Regions from separate parts of the Mus musculus genome. Here region 2 is linked to region 1. Evidence: chromatin loops called from intact Hi-C (ENCODE). Cell type or tissue: left cerebral cortex. All regions are shown on one strand. Links, peaks and the distances in the headings refer to the core of each region. The heading gives the core; the rest is flanking DNA.

Evidence for each region. Hi-C counts contacts between places; a loop is a spot of excess contacts. Peaks named below come from ENCODE experiments on the same cell type or tissue, not always from the same donor. Only the 100,000 strongest peaks of a DNase experiment are listed, where the experiment ranks them.
Region 2: a loop joins it to region 1, with 5 times the contacts of the local background. A loop is called at or near these places in 4 of 42 quality-filtered maps.

What each region holds. Positions count from the first base shown.
Region 1 is chr11:113,703,944-113,719,720 of GRCm38, forward strand. It overlaps Cpsf4l (cleavage and polyadenylation specific factor 4-like), which reads right to left and starts at 5,583. Exons shown (of 8, transcript NM_026682.2): 1 at 5,444-5,583; 2 at 4,861-4,911; 3 at 2,474-2,626. The coding sequence starts at 5,546. In left cerebral cortex, for the core only: no CTCF peak of the experiment used is centred there; DNase peaks (open chromatin) are centred at 6,294 and 10,470; H3K27ac peaks cover 288 bases.
Region 2 is chr11:114,648,578-114,664,354 of GRCm38, forward strand. No RefSeq gene overlaps it. Among named protein-coding and RNA genes, the nearest start is that of Rpl38, 12 kb to the right of the region's middle. In left cerebral cortex, for the core only: CTCF peaks have their summits at 6,108 and 9,375 (motif pointing left); DNase peaks (open chromatin) are centred at 4,115, 6,211 and 9,360.

The DNA of each region.
Region 1 (15,777 bases), core at 3,020-11,019:
ATCTTTTGCACAGGCCTTTACTCCTTTCAGTCCTGACAGTTACTAAATGTTCTTTCCTGCGCTGCCAGGCCTCAACAATGTATGTGCGTGCACATGTGCATGCCCGTGAGTTTGTTGAGCTTATTTACAGAGCGTGGGTAAGGTGTTGCTTACAGAAGTTAACTGACTCCAAAACAGCGGGATCTCCACCAAGTCTCAGTCCACCACAGATGCCAACTATAGATAGATGCTGCATCATGGGGTCAACCCCTTTCAGTTGGTCTCCTCGTGTACGCTACACATCTCCCAAGACCACTTGCAGTTCAGTAGTATTTTTAGAATAGACACCGAAGCAGAGCATGGTGGTACACTCCTCTAGAGTCTAATTCCAGCCCTTGGGAGGCAGAAGCTGACAAATCTCTTGAGTTTGAGGGCAGCCTGGTCTGCATAGCAAGTGGGGGTACTGGAGGTGTGAGGGATGATACACACACACATACACACATATGATATTTTAAGGACAACTGCCTCCTAGGTTCCAGGATTAAAGGCATGTACCACCTAGCATATAAGTCATATAAGTTTTTTTTGTTTTTTTTTGTTTGTTTTTTTTTTTTTTTGGTTTTTCGAGACAGGGTTTCTCTGTGTAGCCCTGGCTGTCCTGGAACTCGCTCTGTAGACCAGGCTGGCCTCGAACTCAGAAATCCGCCTGCCTCTGCCTCCCGAGTGCTGGGATTAAAGGCGTGCGCCACCACGCCCGGCTGCTTTTTGTAATATTAGAGGTATTCACCCACTGTTGAGAGCAAAACCTTAGATTGCAAATCACGATGGTGAGCTTGCACATCTGCGCATAAATAATTACTTGCATGCAAAAGTGGTCCCATGCAGGACCACATCTGCTCATCAAACCCGGGGACTCAGGGATGAAAGATTAAAGGGATCTTTCTAAGTGAAAATGCTTTAGGCAGTGACTTATGGGGACCAGCCTCCAGATAAACTTCGTCTGTTTATTCTAGAAAGACATTCAGGCACCCTCATGAACTGCCAGAGGCACTGGCTGGCTCCTTGGAGAAGGCAGTCTAGAACGCTGGACTGGGACGAACTTCCCCTGCCCTGAGAAAGACTTTGCCCCTTCAAGGTACCCAGTGTTATGAAATATAACACACAGCCCCATCTGATAAATTAGTTCTCCACAGGTGAAATGAGCCAGTTAGGTTTATATTAAACACAGGTTGATCAAGAAGCTGCTCTCAAGTGGGTAAGTTCACTGGAGCCAAGGAAGGAGGCTAGAGAAATCACCATGGGGAGGAGGGAGGGGGAGGAGGGAGGGACAGAATGAAAGGGGTGGTAAGAGCGAGCCCAGGACCTGGCCCCGACAGAGGCTGGAGGAGACCTGACCACACAAGGTAATTTTAGGGCCCAGACTTCTAAACCTCGTGGCTTTATTTACACAGTGACCTTCTCTTTCCAACAAGTGATGCAGGATTTCCCCTTTGGGAGTTACCATGACATTTTCATCTAAAATAAAAGTTATAAAGAGCAGGCGAGTAGGAAGAAGATGGCGGGGGTCGGGGCCGGGGGGGGGGGGGGTACCGGTGAGCATTCCAAGTGGCAGTACCAAACACATCTCCTTTGGGGAGGCCTGGCCTGGCCTGGGCCCAACAGAGACTGAGAGGTGCTCCGTTCAAGGCTATTCCTGACAGTCATCTGGGGGTTGACTGGCCAGGCCTGGAGTGGGGAACAGGATCCTATTGCTTTCCCTTTGTGGTAACTGTCACTGAGACTAACAGGCCGCAGGCTTGACACGGGCTTGGCTCTGCAGCCTTTATTTATTTTTATTTCTTGTTTCTTGAAGGATTTGTGTGTGTGTGTGTCTGGGTGTTTTGCTTGCATGTTGTGTGTGCATAATGTGTGTGGCAGGCGAGGGGTCCAGAAGAGGGCATCAGATCCGCCCCGGAGTGACTGGCAGTTGTGGGCTGCCTTGTGAGTTCCGGGAACCAAATGCAGGTTCTCTGGAAGAATAACAAGTGCTTTGAACACTGAACCAGCTCTCCAGCTCCTTGTTGGCTTCGTTTTGAAACAGGGTTTGACTGTGGAGCCCTGGATGTCCTGAAACTTACTGTGGCCTCAAACTCAAGAGATCTGCCTGCCTCCTGAGTGCTGGGGCTAAAGGTGTGCACCACCATACTTGAATGCTAATTTTTATTTCCTTTCTTGTTGTTAGACAAGGTCTCCTGTAGTGCAGCCTAACCTTGAACTCCTCTGTAGCTGAGACTGGCCTTGAATCCCGGATTCTCCTGCCTTAGCCTCCCTAGTGCCGAGATTAGAGGGGTGCCCCACCATATCCAGCCTTGGTTGTATTTTCTTAGGGTTCAGAGAAGCCGACAGCTTAGGCTCAGATAAGGCTGGACTTCTGGGGCACACCTGACTACCAGATTCCTTTCCTACCCCACCCTAAAGCCCTCCATCACCCCCTACAAACCGGGAGAGGCATTACCGAACTTGGAGTGGAAATAGCACACGGGCATCTTGCTGACGTCATACTGGTGCAGGAAGTCGCAGCAATCACTCTTCCGGCAGAGGCCTCGAAGCCAGTGTTTGCACACCACCAGCTTCTCACCCTGCTCGTGCCGGAGTGGGCATAGCATCCCTGCGGAACATGATACCTGTTGTAGGCCCCACCTAACCAGCCTGGGGGATTTCGCAGGGCCTGGAAGGTGACTCCTCCTCCTCCTCACCTGTCATCTCTATGTCCCATCACCCAGACACAACCTAGAACAGGCTGGAAGAGGGGTCAGGGGACCACACTGGGCAAGAGGATATCTTAACAGAACCTCCAGGCTGCCTTTCCCATACCCAGCCCAGCTCTTGGCATACTGTAAGTGCTTGTTGAGTTCATGACTTTTACAGGGAGGGAAATATTCTGGATTTGTTTATTCCTTATTAAATAATAATAATAATAGAGCTGGAGAGATGGCTCAGCGGTTAAGAGCACTGACTGCTCTTCCAGAGGTCCTGAGTTCAATTCCCAGCAACCACATAGTGGCTCACAACCATATGTAATGGGATCTGATGCCTTCTTCTGATGTGTCTGAAGACAGCTACAGTGTACTCATATAAATAAATCTATGAATTAAAAAAAAATCTTGGGCTGGTGAGATGGCTCAGCAGGTAAGAGCACCGGACTGCTCTTCCAAAGGTCCGGAGTTCAAATCCCAGCAACTACATGGTGGCTCACAACCATCCGTAACGAGATCTGACTCCCTCTTCTGGAGTGTCTGAAGACAGCTACAGTGTACTTACATATAATAAATAATAAATCTTTAAAAAAAAATCTTATGAGCCGGGCGTGGTGGCGCACGCCTTTAGTCCCAGCACTCGGGAGGCAGAGGCAGGTGGATTTCTGAGTTCGAGGCCAGCCTGGTCTACAGAGTGAGTTCCAGGACAGCCAGGGTTACACAGAGAAACCCTGTCTCAAAAAACCAAAAAAAAAAAAAAAAAAAAAAAAAAAAAAATTCTTATGTGTTTGTGTGTTTGTGTGTGTGTGTGTGTATGTATGTATGTATGTACGTGCTTGCGTGCCGAAGCCCTCAGAGGTCAGAAGTGCCATCAGATCTATAACTGCAGACAGTTGTGAGCTGCCAGGTGGGTGCTGGGAACTGAACCAGGGTCCTCTGCAAGAGAAGCAGATGCCTGTAACTGCTGAGTCGTCTCTCTCAGTCTTTGAAACAGGGTCTCGAGTAGCCCAGGCTGGTCTCAAATTCACTATGTTTCCAAGAATGAGCTTGGAATTCTGACCTTTCTGCCTCCAACTTCGAAGTGCGGAGACTACGGGCCTGCATCGCCAGCCGGAGATCATGAGCTTGCTGCAGGCTAGGCAAGTGATCTACCCACGCACTGCAGGCCTCCTTGGCGTGAGTTCACGACTTCAAATATTAAGGACAACACAGGCATGACATGGGTGACTCTAACAGTGGCCACACACTAGAAACATTACATTTGACCACCTCGGTATCTTTATTCAGCAGACACTGCCACTGGAAGGGAGGGCTATGTCTAAGCAAGGCTTGTTTCCATGCGTGACAAGGACATCCTCTTTGAATGCCCCCTGGCCTGCCTGCATGACTCTGTCTGTCTGTCTGTCTCTCTGTCTCACACACACACACACACACACACACACACTCCTGGCTGGCCATTCCTTGGGCTCTGGCTTTCCTCAGTAGCAGCTTTCTCTTTGAGCTGTGGCTCACTCACTCTGTAATGGACCTCGAAGGTTCTGGTTTCCCGGGGCCTGGATGGCCAGTGAGCTCCTCTTCTTCTCATGCAATCATCCCGAAAGGGCTCCAGGTCCTCTCTGCCCCACCCCCAGCCTCCTGACTTATAGGAACCGAATATTAAGGCTCTCCACGGCAGGCCCCTTAAGACTCTCTTCACCTGAGTCCATAGCCGGGCTTCAGGGTGAATTAGAAACACTACTGTTAGGGGTTAGGTATGTAGACCACTGTATGTTGCTATTGGAGGAACCTCAAAGTGACCTCCAATCCAGAAAAGAAGACCAGTAGCCAGGGTGGGGTTCAAATCAGAGACTTCTGTCATAAACTAGCTAAGGTATGTCGTCGCACAGGTGAGCAGCCTTGAGCAGATAATAATATGACCGTAGTTAGGAATTGAGAGTGTGAGCCTTGTGTGGTGACCCTCAGCATAATAAAACACAACTTCTGTGGTACCAACTACACATGGCTGGCTACCTTCTTGCTCATGACAGAGGCTGGATCCTATCTAGTCCAGGAGCCAAGCTCACACTACGTCCTAGTCCCCAGCTGAACCCAGCATGGTCCCCACAGCCGTTCCTGTCCCGGCCCAGCCCAGGCCTGACTCACTCACCTTTCACACAGAGCCCTTTAGCGAAGAAGTTGCACACAGCTGAACTGGACTCTGGAGGAGAAAGAAACCGGAGGAGAAGGTGGCGTTCCCAGAGCTGGAGCCTTGCGGCAAGTCCCACCTAAGCCTCCGGGCTTGGAGCTGCGTGGGCCCCGACTACTCTCTCTGGCTGGGCTTTGGAGTTTTGTTGTTTACCTGTTCCTTTGCCCGTCTGTTTATGCAACTGTCTCGCCCTGTAGTTCAGGTTGGACAGAACCGCCACAATCCTCCCGCCTGCCTCTCAGCCCCTTGGCGGCCCCAGTCCACCATCAAAACCAGTTCTCATTTGTCTCCGTCTGTGGAGGCTGAGTCAACGGGGTACCCTCTTCCGAAACCCTTCCCCCACCGCCCAGAACCAGTCTCTAAATTCCACTTAAACTCAGCCCACCTCTGAGGCAGGAGGTGGAAGGTTTCGGGGGCACCCAGGGAGCTCTGGCAGCTCGGAAGTCTGCCTTTCTATCCCGGGCAGTGAATACCCAGAAGCTGTGTGGGAGAGACGCACAGCACCTCCAGGACCTGAGCAGGGGACACAGGCATCGCCACTCACTGTCCATGCCCTGGAAAGGCAGTAGCCCAGTGCCCTTCTGCGATTCCACATCCAGCTCAAAGGCGAACGTGAACCCTTGCAGCCCGGCAATGACCTCCTCCATCTTCCGTCTCCCGCCGGAAAAGCAGAAAGAGCCAAGATGCCAGAACCCCCGCAGGTGGCTCCTATATAGCCCATCCGCACCTAATCCTAATTAACGGGGCCAGGCCCTATCTGATGCTGGCCCCTCTTTCTCACCCTCTCAGGTCACCTCTTCCTTCAAGGGGCCAGGTGACTGCACGTGACTTTCTGGCTGAGTGTACCCCCAGAGGCTCCTCGGCTGCCTCAGCCCTCCCACCCACCCATGCAGGTGCAGGCCTTCCAGGGCCCCACACCCCCACACTGTTCACACAACCCCCATCCTCAGCTGGGGAAGGGATTGGCAAAGACTCACACCTGCTTATCTCTGCCGATCACAGAACAGAGCCGTTGCCAAACCAGTGTCCCATTGTATGTGTGGGGATATAACTACCCATTGATGCGAACCTACTGCATACAGCGATGCCCAGGTGTTGGGTGGAGTGGGATGGGGGTAGTCAGAGGGTGTGTGGGACAGAGGAAAGGTTCCTCCACTAGGTCCCAGCCACTCTCCCTCCCACCAGGCCCTCTGAGCCTCTTTTCTAGACGGAATGACAAACCCCAAGCGTGCTCTTCCTGGAAGGGGGGTGGGGGGGGACAAAAGGAATGCAGGCCAGAAGCATCGGAAACAGTTCCATGAAGGGCCCTTTGTTTACCCCGCAGGCAATCACAATGGTAAGCTCCGAAGGAGGTGGAACCGACCCAAGGCTGGGGGTGACCTCCCAGCGAGGAATCCACTGGGCCACCCCAGAGCCTCCCTTACCCGGAGAAAATGCTTTGTAAATGAAATATCCATGCAAATGTTGTTTTATTATTATTAGGCCAACCCTGCCCTGAAGGGCTGAGGACCTCAGAATCGGCTTTCTTAGGAGCATTTTTAAAGCTCTAATTAAACCAGGCTATTTCCTTCCCCCTCCTGGGTCCTGAAGTGGCCTGGCCTCTCCAGGAGCCACTGTTACCAGGACATGTGGGCTTTTTAGGCCCTAGGAACTAGAACTAGAGACATCTCCTCCCCGGGACCCAGCGGGGAGAGGTAAGCTTGGCGCTGCAGGCCTGTGGCTGAGCCGACAGGATCCAGCCTGCCAGCTTTGTTTCCTGCGGCTGTTATGCCTAGATCTGTTGTTCTTTTGAACTCCAGATCTGAAAAGACAGCAGCTGGAGAGATAGATCCGCGCTGGGAATGGCCTTGGAGCTGGGTGGGGCTGGAGTAAGAGTAGCCTGGGATCACCCTGTACCCGGGACTGTAGGCAGAATGGCTGTCTAGGGCTGGAGATCAAGGGTCCCTGGGGAAGAGGCTCTTGCATCTCTTGACCCTATCCTTAGGTATTGATTAGGTCCTTGGTCTGTCACCTTGGGATTATTTGAGAGTCCCATGGGTCTGCTAGAGAAGGCAGAGGGGGCAACCAAGGTGCGGAAAGCTCAAGGGCACACTGCAGAGCCACGTCCTGGAGGTCACTGCCATGGGTGGGGGCTTGGGGGGCTGGAGGGACACTCAGGCTATGGGGCAGAAACAACACTGGACAGAATACGGGTTGGATGGAGGGATGAGGGCAAGGAAAGGTGGCAGAGAGTATGTTAGGAGAAAAATCTGGTGATGATGGGGGGGGGGGGGGCTTTGTCCAGAAGAGGGGCCTGACCAAGACTCAAGCAAAAACAAGCATTCAGAGAAGAAAGGGTGCAGTGGGCAGTAGGCTGGGAGGTGGAGGAGGGGAGGAGTCCTAGGCCACTTCAGAGGTTTGGATTGTTTTGTTTTGTTGTTTTGTTTTTGAGACAAGGCCTTTCTCTACTTAGCCCTGACCAACCCCAACTCACTAGGTAAATTGGCCTGTCTCCGCTGGGCTAAAAGGCATGAGCTGGGCTGGAGAGATGACTCAAGAGGTTAAGAGCACTGGCTGCTCTTCCAAGAGGTCCTGAGTTCAATTCCCAGCAACCACATGGTGGCTCACAACCATCTGCAGTGGGGTCTGATGCCCTCTTCTGGTGTGTCTGAAGAAAGAAATGGAGTACTCAAATACATAAAATGAATAAATAAATCATTACCCCCCCCCAAAAAAAGTATGAGCTACCAGGCCTGGTGTGTGTGTGTGTGTGTGTGTGTGTGTGTGTGTGTGTAAGGGGTGTGTGCTAATCATAAGGGTGATCACCCTGCAAGTCTTCCCTGGAGGATGGGCTGAGAGGAGGCAATGGATATGATATGCAAATAGTAGTCAGACTGTGATGGCTCACACCTTAATCCCAGCACTCATTTGGGAGACAGAGGCAGGTGGATCTCTGAGTTTGTTCGAGGCCAGCCTGGTCTACAGCAGAGCAAGTTCCAGAACAGCCAGAGCTAAACGGAGGAACCCTAAAACCAGTCAGAGCCCTGGGGACGTGGTCTGAGGTCCTTTCAGAAACAACCCTGGTACAGAACAGCTCGCGCTCCCGCCCCTTGGCTCCTCGTGGTTAGTGTGGCATATGAAAGCTAAACTGCCCCCTACTCAGTCCAGTGCCCTTACGGTGGGTTTGGCCTTATTTGGAATTAAAGACTTTCCAGATGTCAGTAAGTCAGGAGTTCCAAGATATGATCGCCCTGGAATTAGGACCATTAGTGGATGTCCTTGTGAGTGGAGAAGAGGACCCAGGCATGGTGGTACACACCTGGGTTGAGAGCATCCTGGCTGCAAGAAAGTCCGTCTTAAAATGCAAAAGGTGGAAAGAGATTCGAGACACAGAGATCCTGTAGAGAAGGCCACTGGAAGCCAAGAGGTAGAGAGAGGGTGGAGCCATCCAGCTAACTGCAGCAAGAAGACCTGACATCTTTGGCCTTAAGAACTTTAGAAATTAGGGAGCTGAGGCAGGAGGATTGCCATGATTGTGTGGCTAATCAAGTGTGGTGATTTGAATGAGGATGGCCTCCACATGCACATACAGTTGGATATCTGAGCTCCTTCCATAGTTTGCTGGAACTGTTTGAGAAGATAAGGTATGACCTTGCTGGAGGAGTTGTGTCATTGGGCTTTGAGGTTTCAAAAGCCTGTACCATTTCCTTTGCCAGTCAGCAGCTAGTGTGCTCTATTCTCTCTCTCTCTCTCTCTCACATACACACAAACACACACACACCAGATATAAACTCTCAGCTACTCCATCACTACCATGCTCCCCGTCATGAACTCTAGCCCTCTGGAACTGTGAACCCCCAAATGAAATGCTTTCTTTTATAAGTTGCCTTTGTCATGGTATCTATTCACGGCAATAGAAAAGTTACTAAGATCTAGGTTACATAGTGAGTTACAGGCCAACTTTGACTATAGCATGAGACACTGTCCTAAAAAAAAAAAACCAAATAAGACTGGGGGCTAGAGAGATGGCTCAGAGGTTAAGAGCACTGGTTGTTCTTCCAGAGGTCCTGAGTTCAATTCCCACATGGTGGCTCACAACCATCAATAATGGAATCCAACATCCTCTTCTGGTGAGTCTTAAGACAATGACAGTGTACTTACATACAATGTAAGTCATTACATACTATGTAAGTACACTGTATCTACATTAAACAAATAAATAAATCTTAAAAAAAAAAAAAAAACAGGGCTGGGTGCTGGGTTTAATCCCCAATATCACGTGAACTGCGTGTGGTGCCCATGCTTGTAAGAGTACAAGTAGCATAGTAAGAGTAAAAGTAGGGCCGGGCGTGGTGGTGCACACCTTTAATCTCAGCACTCAGGAGGCAGAGGCAGGCGGATTTCTGAGTTCGAGGCCAGCCTGGTCTACAGAGTGAGTTCCAGGACAGCCACGGCTACACAGAGAAACCCTGTCTCGAAAAAACAAACAAACAAACAAACAAAAAGCAGTAAAAGTTCAGAAGTTCAAGATCATTTTTGGCTATACAGACACTTTGAATCCCAGGCCAGCCTGGGGTACCTGAGACCCAAGTCATGAGGCACCACTGGGGACTCAGGTTGGCATCCTCCAGTTTTATTCTCTCTTACTGATGACAAATGTCCCCATGTGACCAAGGGAAACCTTTTCTTGTCCCCTAGTTTAGACTACAACATGACTCCCAGGGAATATCAGCACCCCATTGTACAAAGATAGAGAGCAGGGGATACACATACAAAGATGAAGAGAGGCAAGCAGGATGGGCTGGAGAGATGGCTCAGCCAACTGCTCTTGGTCCTGAGTTCAAATCCCAGCAACCACATGGTGGCTCACAACCATCTCTAATGGGTATCCGATGCCGTCTTCTGCTGTGTCTGAAGACAGTGTACCCACATATATGAAATAAATATGGCTGGAGAAAGTGGGGGGGGCAAAAAAGAGAGGAGGAATATGTTTTGTGGATGTGTGGTGAGGTGTGGGGGAAGGGGCTGCCTCGGTGGCCCCATGCTGAGGCATCCCTTCCCCCTGAGAGACCAGACACTATTCTAAAGTATAGAATAGACTTTATTCAGGGCATGTGGAGGGGAGTCAAGAGGGTAGTAGAGGCAGAGAAAGGCAGGGAGAGAGTAGAAAAGTAGAGGCTGGCCATGAGCATGTGGAGATAGAGGAAGGAAGGGAATAGGGAGACAGGGGGAGCAGGAAGGCAAGAGAGAGAGGAGGGGGTGAGCAGTCCCTTTTATAGTGAGTCAGGCACACCTGGCCATTGCCAGGTAACTGTGGGGGCGGAGCTTAGACAAAATGCGAACCTGAAGCTCTGGGGATGGGGGGACAAGTTCCCCTCCAGGGATGTCCCCTCCATAGATCCAGCTTCTGTGCCCTGTAGCTTGCCCATGTGTTGTCCTTTGTTAATTAATGCATGGGTGCAAAGTGGACACCAAAGTCGCAGCACAGTGGCATTAATTTCTAATCACCATCATTACGGACGGGGTTTTCCTTCAACTCCAGCTACAAATCCCATGAATCATCACCCTGCCGCCTCCCTTCCTTTTTATAAATGCCCCATTCTGAAAAGCAAGGGTCGGTGCCCAGAGCTTTGAATTCTCTGGCTGTGTAGCCTGGCGAGGTCAGCACTTCCTCCCCCAACCTCACCAGGCATTGCAACCTCCTATCTGTGCCTTGCTGGAGCAGAGCTCAGACTCACCCATGGCCCATCCCCTTTTCTTCCTGAGCACCTGCCTCCCCCCACCCTCTAGTTAATCCTGAATTCATGGAAAGGCCTTTGTGGCACAGGCCTGGCACATTTCTGTGCATCTCTCTGTTTTATTTGTTTTATTTATTTGTTTGTTGAGACAGGGTCTCACTCTGTATCCCTGGCTAGCCTGGAATTTGCTTTGTAGATCAGGCTCTTCTCTGTTTCACAGAGATACCTGCCTCTGCCTCTGCCCCCTGAGTGCTGGGATTAATGGTGTGTCCTATACCTGGCATAAAACATATTTTTATTTTATTTTTATTACACTTACTTGTTTATTTTTGTGTGTTGGCGAGTGCATGCCAAGGTGTAAACCTGTGGAGATCAGAGGACAACTTGTGGGAGTTAGTTCCCTCATTTTCACCACAATATTTGAAGTCCAGTGATCAAACCCAGGCCATCAGGCATGGCTGCAAGCACCATTACCCACTGAGCCATCTCGTTGGCCTACAAGTACCAGCTCCATGGGAATTGTCTTTCCATGAGAGGACAGATTTATCTGCTGTCTAGGCATGACAATGGGATTAAATGGGACCTGGTGCACAAGTACCCAGGTTCCCTGCCCCTGGTCTGGTCCACAGTGCCATCCTCTGGTCACTTTTGTTATTCTATTGCTGCAGGGCCTGCCTGGTTAGATGTGCCCTTGGGTGGGTGGGGCTTGCTGTTGGCGTTGCCAAACTCCCGCTTTGATAAGCACAGCAGTGTGAGAGCCATCTTTTGGGGAGGTGACCCACAGCTGCTGCGGCTATTGCTGCTCAGTTCCAGAGACAATGACCCAGTGTGCCCTGCTATCTCCGTCTCCATGTGCCCCAGAGATGCCACTAAGTGGGGACAGCTGTTGACTGCACAGTAACCACTTAGATGACAGCACAAATGGCCAGCAGGCGGAGCTCCGCACAGTCTGACAGGTCTACACCTGGCTTCCTAAGAACCCCCAGAGCTCAGGCCTGCTCCCAAGTCCTGGCCCCCTCTCATCTCCTAGGCCTTAGAATGAGGGTCCTGCCTGCTTCCTCTAAACAAGCAAGACAAGGCCCCCGAGGCCTAAGACAGTGACCAGGTCTTTGCTAATACCTATGATTGGGGCTTTGGCCTAAGTCAAGAAGTTAAGATCTGCCGGGCGTGGTGGCACACACCTTTAATCCCAGCACTCGGGAGGCAGAGGCAGGCAGATTTCTGAGTTCGAGGCCAGCCTGGTCTACAAAGTGAGTTCCAGGACAGCCAGGGCTACACAGAGAAACCCTGTCTCGAAAAAAAAGAAGAAGAAGAAGAAGAAGAAGAAGAAGAAGAAGAAGAAGAAGAAGAAGAAGAAGAAGAAGAAGAAGAAGAAGAAGAAGAAGAAGAAGAAGAAGAAGAAGAAGAAGAAGTTGTTAAGATCTTTGGGGGTCTTGAGAAGTAAGCCCAGATCTGCAGGCCCATTCCCTCCCCCCACCCCCCGATTTTCCTTCTGCACTGTTACCACCAAGAGTCTTGGCCTGGTTTTCAGTTTACGTCCCACTGTCCTTTGGTTCTGAGCCCAGAGCACCTTCAGGTTGAGCAGTGCCTTCCCAGAGCTGCCTTGGGTGCAGAGAAAGTCCTTCACAGCCCCTACCCTTTGTAGAAAAGGAGTTTCATGAGTTCAAGAGCCCAAAGACCCCGCTAACAACCAAAAGTAGGTTGTCATAGTGGCAGATGGGGCTAACTGGAGCTGCACCTGCTTTCTTTCCAGCTCTCCACAGTCCTTTGGCTGCCCTCTCTGGTCTCTGGCTTACTCAGTCCCTGGGAGGGTATCCACTCATTCATTCACTGACTCACAGACTCAAAAGTATCTGTCACCAGGAGTGGTGGCACACACCTTTAATCCTGGACTCTGAAGGCAAATCCCTGTGAATGTAAGACCGGCCTGGTCTACATAGTAAGTTCTGGGCCAGCCAGAGCTACACAGTGAGACTCTTTACTCTGAAACAAAAAGAACCTGTCAGCTCCTCCCCCTGGACCACTCAGAGTGAACAAGACATAGCCACTTGCCTACTGCTGTGGACAGCAGAATGGTGGCCTGTGGCCTGGCTCCCAGAAACTGAGAATCGTCACTACACATGGCAAAAGAGACCTTGCAGAGTCGATGAAGAACCATTTGTTCTTCTTTGAGGCAGTCTCACTATATATCCCTGCCCAACCATCCTCCTTCCTCGGCCTTCAGGTGTTGGGATTATATATGTGTATTTATGTGTATTTATGTGTGATTACCCAGCAACCACAGAACCTTGGGAGGCAGAGAAAGGCACGTTTGAAGATGCTGACCTGCTAGCTTCAAATGAAGGTAGATCAAGGGGCCATGAACCAAGGAACAATGAACTGATGTAGTAGCCCTGCCTGACCTGGAGCTCAATATGTAGTCGAGGCTGCCTTTAAACTCACAATGAAGCCCCCTGCTCCTGCTTCTGCCTCCCAAGTACTATAATTAAAGGCATGCATGCCTGACTAGTTTTTATGTTTTTAAAAACTCCAGAGACAGAGTCCCTGTTTGAACCTGGAGACGAAAAGCAGTCTTCCCCACGCCCTGGTTTAAGACCAGATTTGGGTCAGGGGAGGAAAGTCAGAAGAAGTCTGGTTATAGATTATGTCCTTAGCAGGGGCACTGCCCTGGTTCTGTTCTCTGCACCACACACCATTTTAGGGCTGGGGATGTCAGCCAATAATAGAGCACTTCACTTCAGAAGCCATTTCTGAGCTCCAGATGTGGGAAGTACTTCCAAATCCCAAATTTGGGAAGTGAGGCCTTTGGCATACACTAAAGATATCCCGTTTCTATGAATCTTAGAAAAAGCCCTTTGCTGCAAAACCCTGAACTCACTCTAGAAAGAAGGTCAAAGCCAAGGCGCCCGTAGTCCCTGGGCCAGGAGCCCACAGCAACCAAAAGGCTGTGTGGCACATCAGATCTCGGGAACACTGTCTTTTCTAAAACCTGTCAAATGCCAACCTAGACCATAATTGTTAGCAAACTTGTAACCCAGTGGATGGGGGTTGGGGAGAAGGATGCAGCAGGGCCACCCAGGACTCAGGATGGTTATGTAACAGGGAGCTTTGGGAATCCATACCCACTGACCCAGAAGAAATGATTCTTCCAGGCCCGACAGCCACAATACCCTTCACCAATTGTGAGTCCGAGGTCACAGATTTGATCTGCCTTTGAGGTCCACTATGTACCCAAGAAAAACATTTTCATCGACATGGCCTGCCCTCGGGGCTGTTATCTCCAAATAAGTCTCGGAACACAAGGCAGACAGACAGAGCACAGATGGAAACACCCTCTGGGCCCCACTATTGACAGGGAAGCCATTGTGACCATTTTTGATGTGCATATCGCAGTAGGCGTGGGTGGCAGTAGCAGGTGACAGAGAGGGCACCCTCCTCTCCCGCCTGAATAAACCACCCTGACCTTGGGCCAGGACATGTGAGGGACACTTAGAACAACACATGGAGCATAGGCACGAGTCCCATGACCCCTTCTCTCCCTTGTGACTTTGCCTCCCTTTGCCTCCCTTCATCAAGCCCACAGCTTCCCCGGCTCTGGGTCCCTGGCAGGCAGTGAATTCGACCTCTTGGCTAATGACTTCCTGGTCCACATGCATTTTTCTCCACACAAGTAGACAGCTGTGCCATCTCTCCGTCAGGTCAGCTTGGGCTATTGGAACAAAACAGATTTCGAGTTTGTAAAGTGACACACCCTGGAGCTCAGGATGGAGCTCGGGTGGTAAAAGTGCTCACCCAGCACGCGGGAGGCTGGTTCCATCCTAGCACGTCATGAATGGAACGTGGTAGTGTCCTAGTGAACTGCCTGTAATCTCAGCATTCTAGAGGTGGAGGCACAAAGAACAGAAGACTCCATAGCAGGGTCAAGGCCTCCAAATACAAGGCCCTGGTTCACAAAAGGTGAAGGGGTTGGCCTGGCTCAGTAGGCAAAGTGTTTGTCGTGCAAACTTGAGAGCCTGGGTTTGGATCCCCAGCACCTGTGTGAAAACCACTGGGGAGGGAAGAGACAAACATGTCCCGAGGGCTCGCTGGCTGGCCAGCCTGGCCAAGTCAGACAGTGCCAGGTTCAGTAAGAGATTCTATCTAAAACTAGTGAGGAAGGAGGGTACCAGACCCGGCTCAGCACTTTAGAACATTTGTTGCTCTTGCAGAAGACCCAGACGTGGTTCCTAGCATCCACACCGCAGCTATCCCCATCTGTGGCTCCAGTTCCTGGGGAATCTGACACCCTGTTTTGCCCTCGATGGGCACTGGGGCACTGAGTGCGTGTGGTGCAGACAGACAGACAGACAGACAGACATGGAGGAAAAACACCCATAAACAAACGAATCTTAAAAATAAAAATAATAATAATAATAATAAGGTGAAGCCTGCAAGATGGCTCAGGGGGTGAAAGTACTTACTTTGCAAGTCTGGTGACCCGAGTTCAATCCCTGGGACCCACAGAAAGGTGGAAGGAGAGAAGTGACTCTGCAAAGCTGACCTCTGACCGCCACGCACGTGTCACACCTGAGCACCATATCCACTTATTATGTACATACACTCAATGAATGAATCAATAAGGTGAAGCGTGAACACCACGCCAACATCCTCTGCTGATCACATCCCCTCCCCTGCCCCTGAGGAATTGTGCTAAGGATTTAACCCAGGGCTTTGCAAATGGTAGATAAGCTCTGTACCACTGAACTACACCCCAGTAGTGCTGGGGCTGAGTTTTATAGACAGAGGGAATTCACTGTGTAGCCCAGGCTGGCTCCTGCCTACAGTAACCCTTCTTCAGCCTCAGGAGTGCTTGGATTCAAGGCTTGGGCCAGCCTCTGGTTTTTGTTTGGTGTTTTAGACAGAACCTTGCTATGTCTCCAGGCTGGACTTAACCCTGTGCTGCCTCCTGTGTGGCGCCTCTGAAGCGCTGGGACCCCAGGTAGAAACCACCAGACATTTCTCACAATTCTGGCAAATCCACGACCAAGAAGTGACAGATTCCTGGGGAGGGCACTCTGCTGGGGTTGCCAGGGCATGTTGTCCCAGCCTGCGGAGGAGAGAGATGGCGCTGTGGTCCCTTTCGCTTTTTTAGCTTTTTAAGCTGTCTGGTCCCCATTCTTTT
Region 2 (15,777 bases), core at 2,550-10,549, 940 kb after region 1:
CCACTGAGATCGGGATTCAATTAAAATGATTAGCGCTGTTTACTTAGACTCTGCGGATGTATAGGATCTATGCTAGCGTGACTTTAAAGAAATAAAGCGGGGGAGGGGAGACAATTCAGCCCAAATTGAAAAAGTCCCCCTGTAATTACGAGATTGGAGCATATTCACCGAGGAGATCAATAATGGAAAATCTAAGCACCACTGTTTGCTGAGATTACAGTCTGGAATCACTCCATCTCAGATTTTAATTTTCTTTCTCTTTGGCTCATCACCACAAGATCCCAGCATGAGAGGGGTGGGTCGTGGAGCTGGGCCACAGCAAGAAAGCATGTGCGTGCACGTGCGCGCATGCATGTACACACACACACACACACACTCACATCTGACCCTCTGTAAGAAATATTTATTGCTATGTAACCGACTGCCATGCATTTAGCAACTTAAAATGACCCACATTTATTTGATCAGAATTTCTCCCCAGTCTGAGGGCTGTTGAGAGTTGGGCAGCCTCTCTCTCCCTAGGGTTCCTCCACCCAAGGCTGAGCTCATGTGTAGCCAGACTGGATCTTGCCTCAGGTGGACAGACTCCTCCCCTTAGAGCTGTAGAGCTGATGCCAGCTTGGTTGCTCTTTGAAAGACCTCTCCTGATTGGATGTGACCCACCCAGATAACAGCCCTTCTGACTCACTGTTTAGAACTTTAAATAGCACCTACACAATCCCTTTCCCTTAGCTATATTTTATTTACTAGATTCAGGGGACATGCTTTCTGTTGCAATAACACGATGCCGCCAACTGGGTAAATTATAAACAAGAGAAGGTTATTTAATTTTTAGCTCTGGAGGCTGGGAAGTCCAAGAACATGGTGCCAGCCTCTAGAGAGAGAGTCCTTCTGCTACATCCTGACCCAGCAGAAGAGCAAGTGGAGATGGAGAGGGGTCAGGGCTGGATCCATCCTGATTTCAACATGGGTATTATTAATCCATTAAGAATAAATTCTTAATGTCACCACGTTGGGTGTGTGTGTGTGTGTGTGTGTGTTATGTGTTAGATTTATTTATTTTTATCTTATGTGTATGCCTGAGTCTACATGGAAGCAGTACCCACAGAGGCCAGAAGAGGGCATCAGAGTTCCCCTGAAACTGGAACTACAGAGGGTTGTGAGCCGCTGTGTCCGTGCTAGGAACCAAACCTGGGTCCTCTGCAGGAGTATCCAGTGCTCTTAACCCCTAGGCCATCTCGCCAGCCCCATGCTTGTTGCTTCTGAGTCAGGGGGTTATGGAGCTCAGGTTGTCCTTGGCCTCCTGTTCCTCCTGCCTCAGCCTCCCAAGTGCTGGGATTATAGGTGTGTGTTCCACCATGCCCGGTGACTCAGCAGTGACATCTCAAAGCAAGGTGCAGTCCATTATCATCAAGTGGGAGCATGGCAGTGTCCAGGCAAACATGGTGCTCGAGGAGCTGAAAGTTCTGTATCTTGTTCCGAGGACAAACAGGAGAAGATTGAACCTCTGAACCTGTAAGCCGGCCCCAATTAAATGTTGTCCTTTGTAAAGATTGCCTTGGCCATGGTGTCTCTTCACAGCAGTGGAACCCCTGACTAAGACATGGGGCCTGTCCAGCAGGTTTGGGCTAGGGGCTTGTGGGTTTGAGGGTGACTTAGGAAGGGTCATCTTCTTATGGCTCAGCTCTGGGAATCTGGGAACTGAGCTTGGGAAGGGATCTGGGAGAGGGTGTGGTTTGCAGTATCTGCCCCTTGGCATCCTCTGAGTGTGGAGGGAACACTGTTGTGTTTGAATGTCCCCTCCAAAACTCCATCACATCCACAGACCGACCAACAGAAAGGAGGAGAGAACAGAAAAGGCATGACCCCTTTCCTTTACCCCACTCGTCCTCACACCCCATTGGCTCTGAGTATCTCACACAGCCACAGATAAGCACAGAGAATGCTGGGCCATGTAGTTTTTACTCCGGATAATAGCCTACAATGGAAAAAAATGACCTCATGAACACAGAAATGTCTGGAGTCCCCTATCCTAATTCCCCTCTCTATCTTAGGTATGCAACCTCAGGACGGGACGCGTCTTGGGCTATTTCCTGTTGCTGAGATTTTCAAGTCCCGGTCTCCCACAGCAGGGCAGTCGCAACAGCAAAAGTTTGAGGGAGCTAGTCACACCCACAGTCAAAAAGCAGGGCGCACCTGGAGCACCAGCTGGTCACACCCACAGACAAGAAGCAGGGAGCACCTGGAGCACCAGCTGGTCACACACACAGACAAGAAGCAGGGAGCACCTGGAGCATCAGCTGGTTACACCCACAGTCAAGGAGCAGGGAGCACCTGGAGCACCAGCTGGTCACACCCATAGACAAGAAGCAGGGAGCACCTGGAGCACCAGCTGGTCACACCCACAGTCAAGGAGCAGGGAGCACCAGCTGGTCACACCCACAGTCAAGAAGCAGGGAGCAGACGGGCGTGGTGGCACATGCCTTTAATCCCAGCACTCAGGAGGCAGAGGCAGGCAGATTTCTGAGTTCGAGGCCAGCCTGGTCTACAAAGTGAGTTCCAGGACAGCCTGGGCTATACAGGGAAACCCTGTCTTGGAAAAAACCAAAACCAAAGCCAAAACAAAAACAAAAACAAAAACAGAAGCAAGTAGCACCAGCTTGTGCTCTTAACACCTGCACTTAGGCGGATCTCTAAGTTCAGAGCTAGGCTGCTCTGTTATCATTATTACATTATTAACACACACACAACTTACAGAGTCCAATGTGTGCCCCTGCATATGTGTGTTTAGGGCTGAGCACTTTGGATTCAATAACCTGTCAGGGAGCTTTTCCCTGGAGAAAACTGATCCATATTCTCTCTCTCTCTCTCTCTCTCTCTCTCTCTCTCTCTCTCTCTCTCTCTTTCTCTCTCTCCCTCCCCCTCCCTCCCCCCCCCCCCCCCGCAGCCACTGACTGCCTTTAGCTCTTCATATAGAGGTGACCTTGTGATATTTGCCTCATCCACACTGGCATGGACTCTGCATTTTACACAATCCAGGATCCCTGCCCAGGGAAGGGTCTCACTCACAATGAGACATCACTGATTACATCAGCCGTAATCTAGATAACTCCTCACACGCATCCTCAGAGGCTAACGTTAATCTAGAGAGCCACTCACAGGTCTGCCTGGAGGCTTGCCTTCTACAGGAGCCTAGATGCTGCCAGGTTGATAACACTAAACGCCGTATGGGATTTCTTTTGTATAAGGCTTGATTTCTCTCTCAGTCGCTGGACCATCCTTCTATAGCCTTTGATTGCTTTGTCAACCCAGTATTTGGGGCTAAGGAGGTAGCTTAGTTGGCAAAATGCCCTAGGTTTGATTCTAAGCATCATATAGACTGGGAGTGGTGGCCCATGCCCTTAGCCCCAGAACTTAGAAGGAAGAAGTAGGAGTATCAAGAGTTCAAGGTCGGGGGCTGGAGAGATGGCTCGGCAGGTAAGAGCACCCAACTGCTCTTCCAAAGGTCCTGAGTTCAAATCCCAGCAACCACATGGTGGCTCACAAACATCCATAACGAGATCTGACTCCCTCTTCTGGAGTGTCTGAAGACAGCTACAGTGTACTTACATATAATAAATAAGTAATCTAAACAAACAAACAAAAAAAAAGAGCTCAAGGTCACCCTTAGCTACATCAAGGCCAGCCTGAGATACACAAGACCCCATCTCAAAACAAACAAACAAACAAACAAAACCCCAGGATATGTGAATCCCCCCCCCCGACTGCTCCACTTATTTGCCACTTCCTTCATTTATCCCACAGAAATTCTCTTCTGTCTCTTGTACCACAAGCCCTGGGCTTGTGGTCAGCATTCAAATTTTATCAAGAAAGACACAGATGCTATAAGCAAGGTGCCCACAAACCATCAGGGAGGTCCCAAGGAAATGTGTCTAGTAGCTGTGAGCACACACAAAGGCTATAGTGCCAGCGGTGGGCCCCACCCTTCCTGGGACTGTGCTAGTAGGTGGGTGGGGAGGGGGCACCCACCTGAGTCAAGGAAAAACAAACTTCAGGAGCAAATGAAGAGCAGGGGATACTGGGGCTGTAGGAAATAGGAAGGCTTGGGGGCTTTGCCCTATCCATGGTGCTGACGCCCTCGTAGCACGTGAACCGCTGTGAGCTGACACTCAGGGGCGGGCGCGCGGGATGGCGGTGGCGTGGCGCTTAGCTACACATTTCATTTTTGTAACGACCTTCCTGTTTCCCCTCTCAGTCTCGCTTGTCAGTCTGTGACCATTAAATTCCTCATTAGCAAACGAGATTTGGATGGGCTCATTAAGATGAGGGATGGCCCCGAGGTGCAGCTGGCTGGGGGTGAGCCGGAATGCGTCTTTGCCTTCTTTAGCTTTCTGCCTCCTTTATTAAAAAATAATGCGTCCTGCATTCTGAGCACCGGGCTCCATGTCTACTGCCAGGCTGAGACAGTCTCCCAGTTCTTCAGAGGACCAGCTTAAGGGAGAGGCAGGGCAGCAAACGGCAACGGGGTTGCTGACCCACGTGGATCCCCAAAGTCACCCACCCAGAGCTCAACCCAGGAGGTGATGTTTCAGGGCCTCTTCAGCTTCTCTCCCTCCTCGTCTCCTGTCTCTCCCACATAGCCCCAACTTTACACTGTGGCACTCTGCAAGTGGCTTCCACTGGCTCCTCAGAGCATCTCTATACTGCGTGTTTATACAACAGGAATCCTCTAGTGTTTTTTTTTTTTTAAAGATTTATTTATTTATTTATTTATTATATGTAAGCACACTGTAGCTGTCCTCAGACACTCCAGAAGAGGGAGTCAGATCTCGTTACGGATGGTTGTGAGCCACCATGTGGTTGCTGGGATTTGAACTCCTGACCTTCGGAAGAGCAGTCGGGTGCTCTTACCCACTGAGCCATCTCACCAGCCCCTCCTCTAGTGTTATGGGTAAAGGTTTCCATCAGAAAACAGACTCGGGGCTGGGGATGTAGCTCAGTTGGTAGAGTGCTTGCCTTAGCATGCATGAAGCCCTGGGTTCAATCCCCAGCACTGCATAAACTTGGCTTAGTGGTACACACCTGTAATCACAGTACTTAGGAGGTAGAGGCAGGCAGATCAGAGAATCAAGATCACCTTTGGTTATGTGGGAAGTTTCAGGCCAGCCTGAGATCCCTGCAGCCTTGTCTCAAAAAGATGAGGAAGGAGAGGAAGAGGAAGCAGAAGTCACCACAGCAGGCCTCAAGCAACTGCCAATACCCACTGAAGTGGGTCCCTGAGGGTGTCAAGCACTTCCATACTTCCGTCTCTCAGGACCACGCTTCCATATGCTTGCTGTGTGCTTCCTCGTGGTTCCTCTTTCTGTCAGGAGGGCCTCCAGCCACCTGTTGAGCCCAGTTCCGACTTCCACCTGCCTACAATTCAGGATTCTACGCCTAACCAGGACCCCTCGGCTTTCTGTCAATCAAAAACATGCAGTTCTTTCCTCAAAGGAAGTAAGAGAAAGTTTGTTCTGGAATCAAATATGTGTGGCCACGAGCACAGAAATCAAGACACCTGGGGAGATGGGAAGATAGCTCTGTGGTTCAGAGAGCTTGGGTTCATGAGGGCTTGAGTTCAGATCCTAGCACCTACATGGGACAGACCACAATGCCTGTTACTCCAGCCACAAGGGATATGATGACCTCATCTTCCATGAGCATTCACACACACAGACACAAGCAGACACTCACACAGACACAGGCACACCCTTACACAGACACAGGCACACACTCACACACATAAATAAAATAAGTTTCCATCTTTGTTTATGCCTAAAACACTATCTGGTGACATGCTTGGCCTTTGGCTTGGGGGTGGCTTACCAGGTAGTCACAATCAAATTGCACACAGACGTGGGCTCAGTAGAAAATCAAAGATAGCCCAAGATACATCTGGCTCCAGACCAATAGCCTTCCAGTTCTCCATAGCCCACAGCTTTGGAAGATGTTTACCACATGTGGGGTTGTCTTTCTGGAAACTTCTGCTCACATTTCTCTTCTACCTTCGGGGTCATTTACTTTTCTTTTTTTAAAATCACTTCACAACAGCTAGGGGGAGCTGTAAGACTGTGTGGGGAGGGAGGAAGAGTCCTCCCCCCACCTCCTCCCCTGGCAAGTACACAGGAATGGGGCAGAGAGCCCTTCTCATTTCATGGGACTAGGAAGTCAGCCACTGCCTCTCTGACTTGCCTACACATGCTCCGCTGAAGTGCCACGTGGGCTGAGCTGCTGTCCCTGCTGTCCCAGCAAGCTCTCTCCCAAGGTAGGCTGCGACTCCAGGAAGAGGCATACTCATCCCCTCTTCAAACCCTACCTAGGCCGAGTCTCCAAAGCCCAGGCCAAGTGGACAACTGACGGCAGCTCTTCCTCTGCAGGAGCCTGGCTGAAGACTTCACCCAAGGTCATAACCAGACTACTACAGCAGTCTTGATCTTTTAACAGCAGAGCAGCCTGTCAGGCAGAGACTTCCGGGAAAGAGGCTCAGGGCAGGAACGTAGGGAGGAAGCAGACAGGAAGTTGGCTCACCTGGCCAGCATCTAGCATACTTCCTTTTATCCATCCTCCCCTCGGCCCTAAGGCTGAATCTCCCTGAAATCAGAGGCTCCAGGGAGCACTAAGAGCCATGTAGGTTTGAGTCCTTCTGGAGGCAGGAAGAGTGGAAGATGGGGACTCTGGGGAACAGGTCAGGGTCGCCCCTGTCTCTTTCCTTCCTGCTCCAAAAGTTTTGCAATCTCTATCCCTAGGAAGAGGCATAAGGAGGTATCAATGATGCCTGCTTACCATGGAGACCTCTGACAATGAGCTTCATCCTGGTGGGACCTTCACTCCCACCCCACATCCCCTCAAGACACATCTGGAGTCACAGGGGTTGTTTTTCCATTCCTGGGCACACCAGAGAAGAAACAGGAAGAGAGAGGCCACCAAAACCACACAGGACCTTGGCTTGCTGGGCTCTGTTCCTGCTATGCCTCCCTCCCCCCAGTCTGGGCTCTCCTTGTTGCTGCAAGCCTGCCCAGAGTCAGGTCTCTGCATGGGCCTGCACTGCCTTTCTTTATGCTGCCCACACACCCCGGAACCTCCATTTCCAGCCAGGTACCCCAGGTCTCTCTCTCAGTTCCACACCTTGGAGGCATTGAGGTGCTCTGGTAATTGCTTTTGGAAACTCGGTCACCGGTGGTAATTGGAAGAACCTGTCTTGGGCACTGTTGCGCAAGGGAGTAACACTGAGCCGTTCTCTGGATGCAGAGGGCAGCATAGCTATTTGGGAAGCGGGTGGCAGCAGGTTGGGCTGTGCCAACCGGAGCTAGCAAGCCAGAGCTCTCTTCCATCTTTGAAGCCTTCCTAGAGCCAAAGACCCTCTTGGAAAGTGGGAGAGGGAGAAGGGGATGGGAAAAATAGGTGGAGATACCACAAGAGCTGATACAAACTCAAAGAAGTACAAACATCAGCGAGCCAACTTGACCCCAGAGGTTTTCTCTGCCCTAGGATCATGATAGGGAGAGCAACACTTTATTCTAGCCTAAGCCAGCACTCCATGATCCCGTTAGGTTCATTAAGGGAAATCTGCTAAGGGAAAGTGACGTGAGCGGAGAGCACTCACTCCCAGCTGCCTCCCTGGGGACTAGCTAGGCTGAGGGTTAGCTCTCCTTGCAGCCTGGACTGTCTTAAGGTTCTGGTGACAATGTCCCGCTGATAATTTATTATCCGCCTATCTCTGTCAGTCCTCTGGGGTCCTGCACCCCTGCTCCTGGCTCCCTGAGCCTACCCCAAACACCTCTGGCGTAGTCTGTTTGCTGATGAAACCTCAAAGGCCCACAGGCTGTTGGGGACAAGTTTGGGGCACCCAGGAAACTTCTGCCTTCACTCCGGGTCATTCAATCCCTTCTCCCAAGGAGCCTTAGGATGAAGGGATGGCAAAAAAAAAAAAAAAAAAAAAAAAGGTGACTCAGTGCTTCACTTTCCAACTTACCCACTCAGGGTCTCCCCAGGACTATGCCCTCCATGCCACCCCCAGGTGGAAGGACAACAGGGTGGGAAGCTAGGACCACCCTGCCCCCACACAGTGGTCATTAGGGAGAGACTTGAGGGAGAGCCGAAGGCAGAGCCGGGCTCTACTCACAGGTGGACGGTCTCTAGGGCTAAAGAGCAGCAGCCAGCCAGCAGGCCTGCCTGACACATGGACTGAGGTAAATGAGGCAGAGTGGAGAAATGGATCGGGGTGACCAAGCAGAGTGGGGTGCTCTGAGACCCATTCTTGTAGGCCAAAGGATTCCGTCAAACCTTGGGGAACTAGAGCTGTCCAGGAGCAGTCGTCAGCGAGCAATATGGCCCCCACCCCATACAGGCAGAGATCCTGCCCATCCATTCTTCCATCCTGGCGCGCGCCCTCGAGCACACAAACACACACACACACACACACACACACACACACACACACACACACACACACACGCGGCAGGAAGCCTGAACTATCCTCTCACCCCCTCCTCCTAAGGATCCGATCAGAGAATGACAAGCCACTGGCCAGTCACCTGCCTCCCCAGGGACTCCCGCCAGGCAGAGGGACCCGTAACCTGCAACCGATGGGACACTACCGTTGGTGCTGGGCATCTTCCTGTCATTCGTGCCGGAGAATGCTCTCTACGCCTGTGATTGATGGACCTTAATTTCCTCAGCCCCTCAGTTGTGCCTCCGCTTTCCTCCGGCCTGTCAGGGTGTATGTCTCCTGGCCTCCCGTGCCCCTCTCCCTCCCCTCTTGTTTAATTTGAAGCATCCGTCTGGAGCATCCCGGGGTGGGGACGGTGGCAGAGCTGAATGCATTAACCGCTGACAGCTCTATTGATTTTCTCTCCCACGCTGCATAATGTAAGATATATACACACCGACAGGCTGGCCCTTGCCCTGCTCTCTGAAGGGACGGTGCCCTTCCTCTTTCCTCTCCAACGTCACCTCACCCTGGCATGTGTTGATATATAGGAAGGTGTCCTGTCCCTTGCACTCAAGATGGATTCTCCTCGGCCTCGATATTACTTTCCTCACTGCTGGGAGACCGGTCCAATCTGTCCTTTTTTACAGGAGCAGATTGGATGCTAGGAATGCCGCTAGGAAGAGCGAAAAAGGCCTGTGCTGGGGGGTGGGAGTGGGGTGTTGAAGGAATGTTATCTGTCAATACCGACTCTGCACCCTTATGGAGGAGACTCCTGGGGCTTTCCAGGGTCCCTGCTGCCTCACCAAGGCTGACCAAGGGAGGGTGTTCATTCTGTAGCCCACCTCCTCCAGGACTCATTCTCCACGTCAACATCCACAGCGCCACCTGCTGGGCAGAGCCGGCCTGTGTCCCTCGGGTTTCCTGGGTGCTCAGAAACAAGGCCACTGAGGTCCAGCACTCAACCCACAAGTGGCCAGAGTGGCCTGACTCAGAACAGATATTTGCATTCCTCCTTAAGAGAAGCCACACAGCCCGTGGTTTCTGGAGACTGCTTAGCCAAACACTAGCGTGAACCTGGACAGCCTGTCTCCAAGGACAGTGTCCTGGGCTGGCGAGATGGCTCAGCGGGTAAGAGCACTGACTGCTCTTCCAAAGGTCCTGAGTTCAAATCCCAGCAACCACATGGTGGCTCACAACCACCCATAATGAGATCTGACACCCTCTTCTGGTGTCTGAAGACAGGAACATTGTACTTATTTATAATAATAAATAAATCTTTTTTAAAAAATGTCCTAAGAGGGTACCTGGATTAAAACCACTCAAATTGGGGCTGGAGAGATGGCTCAGTGGTTAAGAGCATTGACTGCTCTTCTCGAGGTCCTGAGTTCAAATCCCAGCAACCACATGGTGATTCACAACCATTTTAAGATCTGATACCCTCTTCTGGTGTGTCTGAAGACAGCCACAGTGTACTTATATATAATAAATAGATCTTCGGGCTGGAGTGAGATCATTCTTTTGTTCTTGTACTCCTGGACACTTACATAGGAAGAAGCTGGGTGGATTCCTCCCAGACCTGACTCATCCCCAGCTTGGGTGATCTATCTATCCCACAGCACACCGTATCTGGTCCATGAAACACTTCTCCCATGTGGTGACCTCTGCCTTCACTATTAGTCTTTGGGAACCCTGTGGTGGGAACAGAGCCAGAGACACACATTTGTGGGCTAAATACACGTCATCACAGCAGGGAAGTGTGGCACAGGACCTGGCCAGCAATGGGACCTAGGGTCTGGTTGTCTCTCTTGGGCATCTTAACAGTGAACTTGGTGTGTATGATCCTTCCTCCTCTTATCCATACAGACGGAAAAGGTATTCTAACCATGCTCCCAGCCGAGAGCAGCGGCTCTGCAGCCCTCGGGAGGGGGCCAAAGGAGGTGTAGCAACCCTGACTGCCTGCAGAAAGACTTTGAACTTGAGGCTATATGTAAATATAAGAAAGGGTGTAGGGGTGCAAAGACCTGGCCTGAAGTCAGGCACGGTAGTTATTCCAGCACCCACGATGCTTAGGCAGGAGGATCGCTGTGAGTTTGAGAATCAGTTTGAATTACATAGGAAATACCAGGTCAAGTTAGGGATATAAAACCAGATCCTGATTGGAACACAAAGCGAAGAGATATCAGTGGTCTGGGTTCAGAAATAAATAACCTGGCCATGGGACTGGAGATCACTAATGGAGCTCACGAGCAGTGTCTACCTAGTACGTGTGTGGCTCTGGATCCCAGCCCCAGGAGCAAAAGGTGGGGGTGAGGGGGCCAGGATGGAGTATAACACCCTGTTATGAAAATAACAACAGAAATTGTGGGGAGCGGGTGTGGCGGCAGTCCCAAAGGCGCCAGAGACTGCAGCTAAGTCATATGACTTGCACCTGACTTCCTCATATAAGACACAAACATCTTGAGTGCTGCGCAGGTGTACCAGGATACAGGTGAATCCAATTTGGTGGAGATTTGCCCCTGCTGCCCTGATTAGCTGAAGCTGCGTGCCTGGTGAGGTGGCGTGGCCTGCTGTGCGTGGATGGGAACTGAGAGTATAAAAGAGTGAGAGGCCCAGGGTTCGGGGGAGATATAAACAAGGGAGATATAAACAAGGGGAGATATAAAAACAGGGGAGATATAAACAGGGGAGATATGAACAAGGGAGATATAGAGAAAGAAGAAACAGGACTGAATAAACGTGTGCAGAAGGATCCTGTAGCAGCGTCGTTCTTCCTGGCCTGTTGAGCGCGCGCAACAGTTGGTGCTGAAACCCGGGAAGAAAAACTCGGGACGGGACGAGAAGACCTGGGACCCAGGACAAGGGAAAAGAAACATCTTCAGGCATGAGCGAAGACCCCCTGCTACAGGGAGGATTCAGAACTGCATCACGGGGAAGGAGTGGTTAATAAAAGTTCCTGTAAAACAGACTGTTGAGAAGGATCCGGCGTGGATTCAGAACTCTTCAGCTGGGGAACGGTACTGATGAAGAGAAAGAAGAAAGATGAAGACTGAATAAACTGCTGTTAGAAGGACTGGTGGTCACGTCGTTCTTGCTGGTCGAGAGTGGGCGTGACAATTGGTGGCCCGTACGGGGAACCGACTCCCCCACCGAGTTCAGAACTTTCAGCAGTCAGTGGTTGCCGGCAGGGTAAGTTCACGGTGAGTGAAACTTGCGACCCCAGGAGTTTGGGAAGGACCTCGGATAAAATAGAGGCAAGCATAAAGTTGCCAGGAAGCAGGCACAAGGTAACAAAAGGTTCCTGGTTTTGGGATAAGTTAAGGTTCCTGGCTTTGGGACAAGTTAAGGTTCCCTGTTTGGGGACAAGTTAAGGAACTATGATAACCTCAGTGTAGTGATCAATAGATCCTCGCTGTGTAGTTATGCTTTTTTCTCCCATTGACCCTTTGTGGGTAGGTCTGATAGTTTTGGTCTTGTTTGTTCTGATATATGGACTCTGTTACTGTTTGAATCAAGAGGCAGTCAAGACAGGTCAGAAAATCCTTACAGAGCAACAAGAAAGTATGTCGGAAAAGGAGAAGGGCTTAAAAAGAAAAAGGAAAAAGAAAGACAGTGTTATCAGGTGGACAGAAAGGACAAAATAAAAGAGCCGAGGTGGAGGAGGAAGGCGAATTAGCTTTTGTGCCGCCTCCCTATGCCTCCTCAGCAGCCACCTGTAGGTGGACCTTCTGTCCGGAGATTTGGAGAGGATCGACCAGATCAGGTGTTGACGTGGGCGAGAGGGTCTGTTTGTGTGTTTCCACAGGACCAGACGGAACCTCTTTGGGTGCTGGAGAGGTTGGTGAGACGCTGCAAGAATGAGGATCCTGATCCAGTTGCCCCTGTGGATGTGGTGGATGATCCCACAAGCACAAAGGATGGAGCCGAGATGAGAGATCCTTTCGGTATTCCAGAAGCCGATACCAGCTCGACATGACATTCAAATTTTTCCATGCCTTTTTGATCCCTGAATTCCCCTTATAGAGATAGCCGCTCTGGCTATCTATCCCTTGCTTCAGGGAAGATGAGTAGGGATGAGAGCCCTGGGATGTATGCTTGTTATAGTGTGTGTGTTTTGTGTTTGGCACATGTGTTAGGTGCAGAGTGTGCGGGCCCGCACTTTCGCCATGGTAGCGTAGGCTTTTGCTGCAGTGGAGGCGGGACAATCTCCTCAGATTTGGTTTGCCGCTCTAAAAGAAATTATGCTGCGTTATGCCGTGGGGTGCGAGGCTAAGCACTGCACAGAGGATAGCTTGCTGTTGGCATCCTGTGGAAGGCATGTCTGATTGCATGAAGGTTCAGTGTCCTAGTTCCCTTCCCCCAGGAAAAACGACACGGGAGCTGGCCAAGACCTCTCTGGGTGATGAGCCTAAGGGATGGTTTTGTGTAGGGCCCCTATGCTTGCACACTGGGGATCAGACCTCTACCTTCACCCATGAGGCTTGCTTGCAGCAATTAAGATCTGGCCATAGATTAATCAACATCCTGGCCTTTTGATGCACCTGCCACAAGCAAAACACAATCTCCCCAGGAGTGGCTTGGCATGATAGAGAGGTAGTCAGTGATAAGACTCCCTGGGCATGTCGCCAACCTAAGACAGGGATCAAACCAATGCTGTTTGTCACCCAAGGACGGGTAAGGGACATGGCTGCGGGGGGCTTTCTACAGACATTCTCTCTGCCAAAAAAGAAAAAAGGGGGATTTGTGGGGAGCGGGTGTGGCGGCAGTCCCAAAGGCGCCAGAGACTGCAGCTAAGTCATATGACTTGCACCTGACTTCCTCATATAAGACACAAACATCTTGAGTGCTGCGCAGGTGTACCAGGATACAGGTGAATCCAATTTGGTGGAGATTTGCCCCTGCTGCCCTGATTAGCTGAAGCTGCGTGCCTGGTGAGGTGGCGTGGCCTGCTGTGCGTGGATGGGAACTGAGAGTATAAAAGAGTGAGAGGCCCAGGGTTCGGGGGAGATATAAACAAGGGAGATATAAACAAGGGGAGATATAAAAACAGGGGAGATATAAACAGGGGAGATATGAACAAGGGAGATATAGAGAAAGAAGAAACAGGACTGAATAAACGTGTGCAGAAGGATCCTGTAGCAGCGTCGTTCTTCCTGGCCTGTTGAGCGCGCGCAACAAGAAATATTTATTTGGCTTTGTTCTGCTAGCCCTGGGGACTTCCAACTGTGCAGGGATATCTAGCCATGGGCGTGGGCCTTTTTATTCTCCAGGACTGTGGAGATAGAGCATCAAGTGCAGAAAAACCAGGATGCAATCCGAATTCCACAGCATTCTACGGAGTCTCAGCCCCAGCCTGAGGCAAGGATCCGGTCTGGAAAAGATCATCACTCGTGCTGAGTTCCTGGCCAAGGATGTGGCTCAACTGGTAGAGTGCTTGCTTCGAATGCATACAGACCTGGGTTCGATCCCCAGCGCTGCATAAACCCAGTATGGTGTGGTTGGTTTGTCCCAGTTCTCAGAAGGTGTAGGTGGAAGGATCAGAAGGTCACCCTCTGCTACATAGGACAACCTGGGCTACATGAGCCGCTATCTGAGGAGGAGGAGGAGGAGGAGGAGGAGGAGGAGGAAGAGGAGGAAGAGTTCAAGAGACATCATTACTGTCTGATCAGAGCCAGAGACACACAATTGTGGTCTGATCAGCCATGCTTTGTGGCACTTGGCTAGAAAGCTGGTTGTGTGGCATCCTTCTCATGACCATTTACGGCTTGAAGATTCTACCCAGCACCTCATTTAGACTTCCCACCTTAGATTTTAAAAAAGCACAACTCCTCCCTCATCCATCCACTCTTCCAGGTAGCTATGTAGAACCCTAGGCTCTCCCTGTGCTGAGCCTCTGGGAGGTTTATGGACAGCTCCCAGAGGACAGGTTTAAAGGCCAGCTATGCTGGCAGCAGAAGGCATGGTCCCCTTGGGGGCCTCCTGGAGACTAAGTGCGTCGGGAACTAAGAAAGCACTCCTGTAGGTATGAAATACTACACCAATCGCATCCACAATTTATAAGCCTGAGATTTGGGATTTAAACCAGAAGGCAGGTTCCTTGCCGTTCAGTCTCCAGTCTCAGGCTCAGCACCCCCGTGTGGTCACAAGTGGACACTGCACCCACATCCCAGACAGCCAGAGAGGAAGCCAGAATGGCTGATAACCTGCCTCCCATCCTATCTGTCCCCTCATCCCCCCATCCTCCTAACCCCCCCCCAAAAAACAGCCTTAGACACAGAAACCCAGAGCTCAAGAGATTACTCTAGCATGAGAGGGAATCTGTTTTGAAGCCACAGAACTTTCATTCCCAGAGAACCCCAAGTTCTCTCAACTCTAGGCTAATACTGGGATGAGGGTCCATCAACCATTTGTCCAAGTCAGATGCCAGGCTGACTTCTCAGCTCCTCTAGAGCACACTGTATCCTGACACTACCTCTCTGCCTGCCTGTGAGTGGAGTGCCAGGTCTCTGCCTCATTCTGGTGCCTCTGACCACTGAAGAGAGAAACCCAAATGGATGGGTCTTCAGGGTTACCATTGGAGGGGAAGGGAAGGGAGAGGGTACCTCTCTGACCCTGTTTGCTCTGCCGCAGACCCTGCCAGAGTCAGCCCCAAGGCCAGCGGGTAGATGAAAGCAAGAAAGGTGTAAGACCAGAAGATAGTCCCTAGACCAGACTTAAGCCCAGCTCCAACCTCCATCAGCCCTGGCTTGCCTACAAGCCCCCTCCCAGACCTTCTGTCTCTTCATGGTACCTCAGCTTGCCACCTGGGATGCTTTAGCCCCCCCCCCCAGGCTTCACAGACACGGTAGCCCTGATAGGTAATGTGGATCCCGTTCTGGCCAGAGGAGAGCCCCCCTCTCCTGCAGGACCCCCCTTTAGCAGCTCTTATCATGTGCATGTCTGAGAGTCCCAGGGAAGCTACCGTACAGATCTCTCCCAGCTGCTTCTTGTCTGAGTCTGAAGTCAGATCCTGACACTGAGATTCCCCCCTGGGAGCCTGAGACACCCTCCCTCTGTACACCATACTTTGCCCTGCAGTGTATCTTGTTATTTGTTGTTTTCTATCCCCCTTGGGGAGCTGGAGAAGACCTTGGTCCTTGAACAAATGAGCCTTCGTGGTTTTACTCTTCGTCTACGCTCTCTTAAATCATGCAACTCAAGTGGGCCAGCATCTGTCTTCCCAGGGCGGCTGTCAATGGTAGATGCAGCTCATCTTACCCACCTCCTGACTGGTGCAGCAGGAAGGAGCACGGGCGCCAGTTATCACTTAT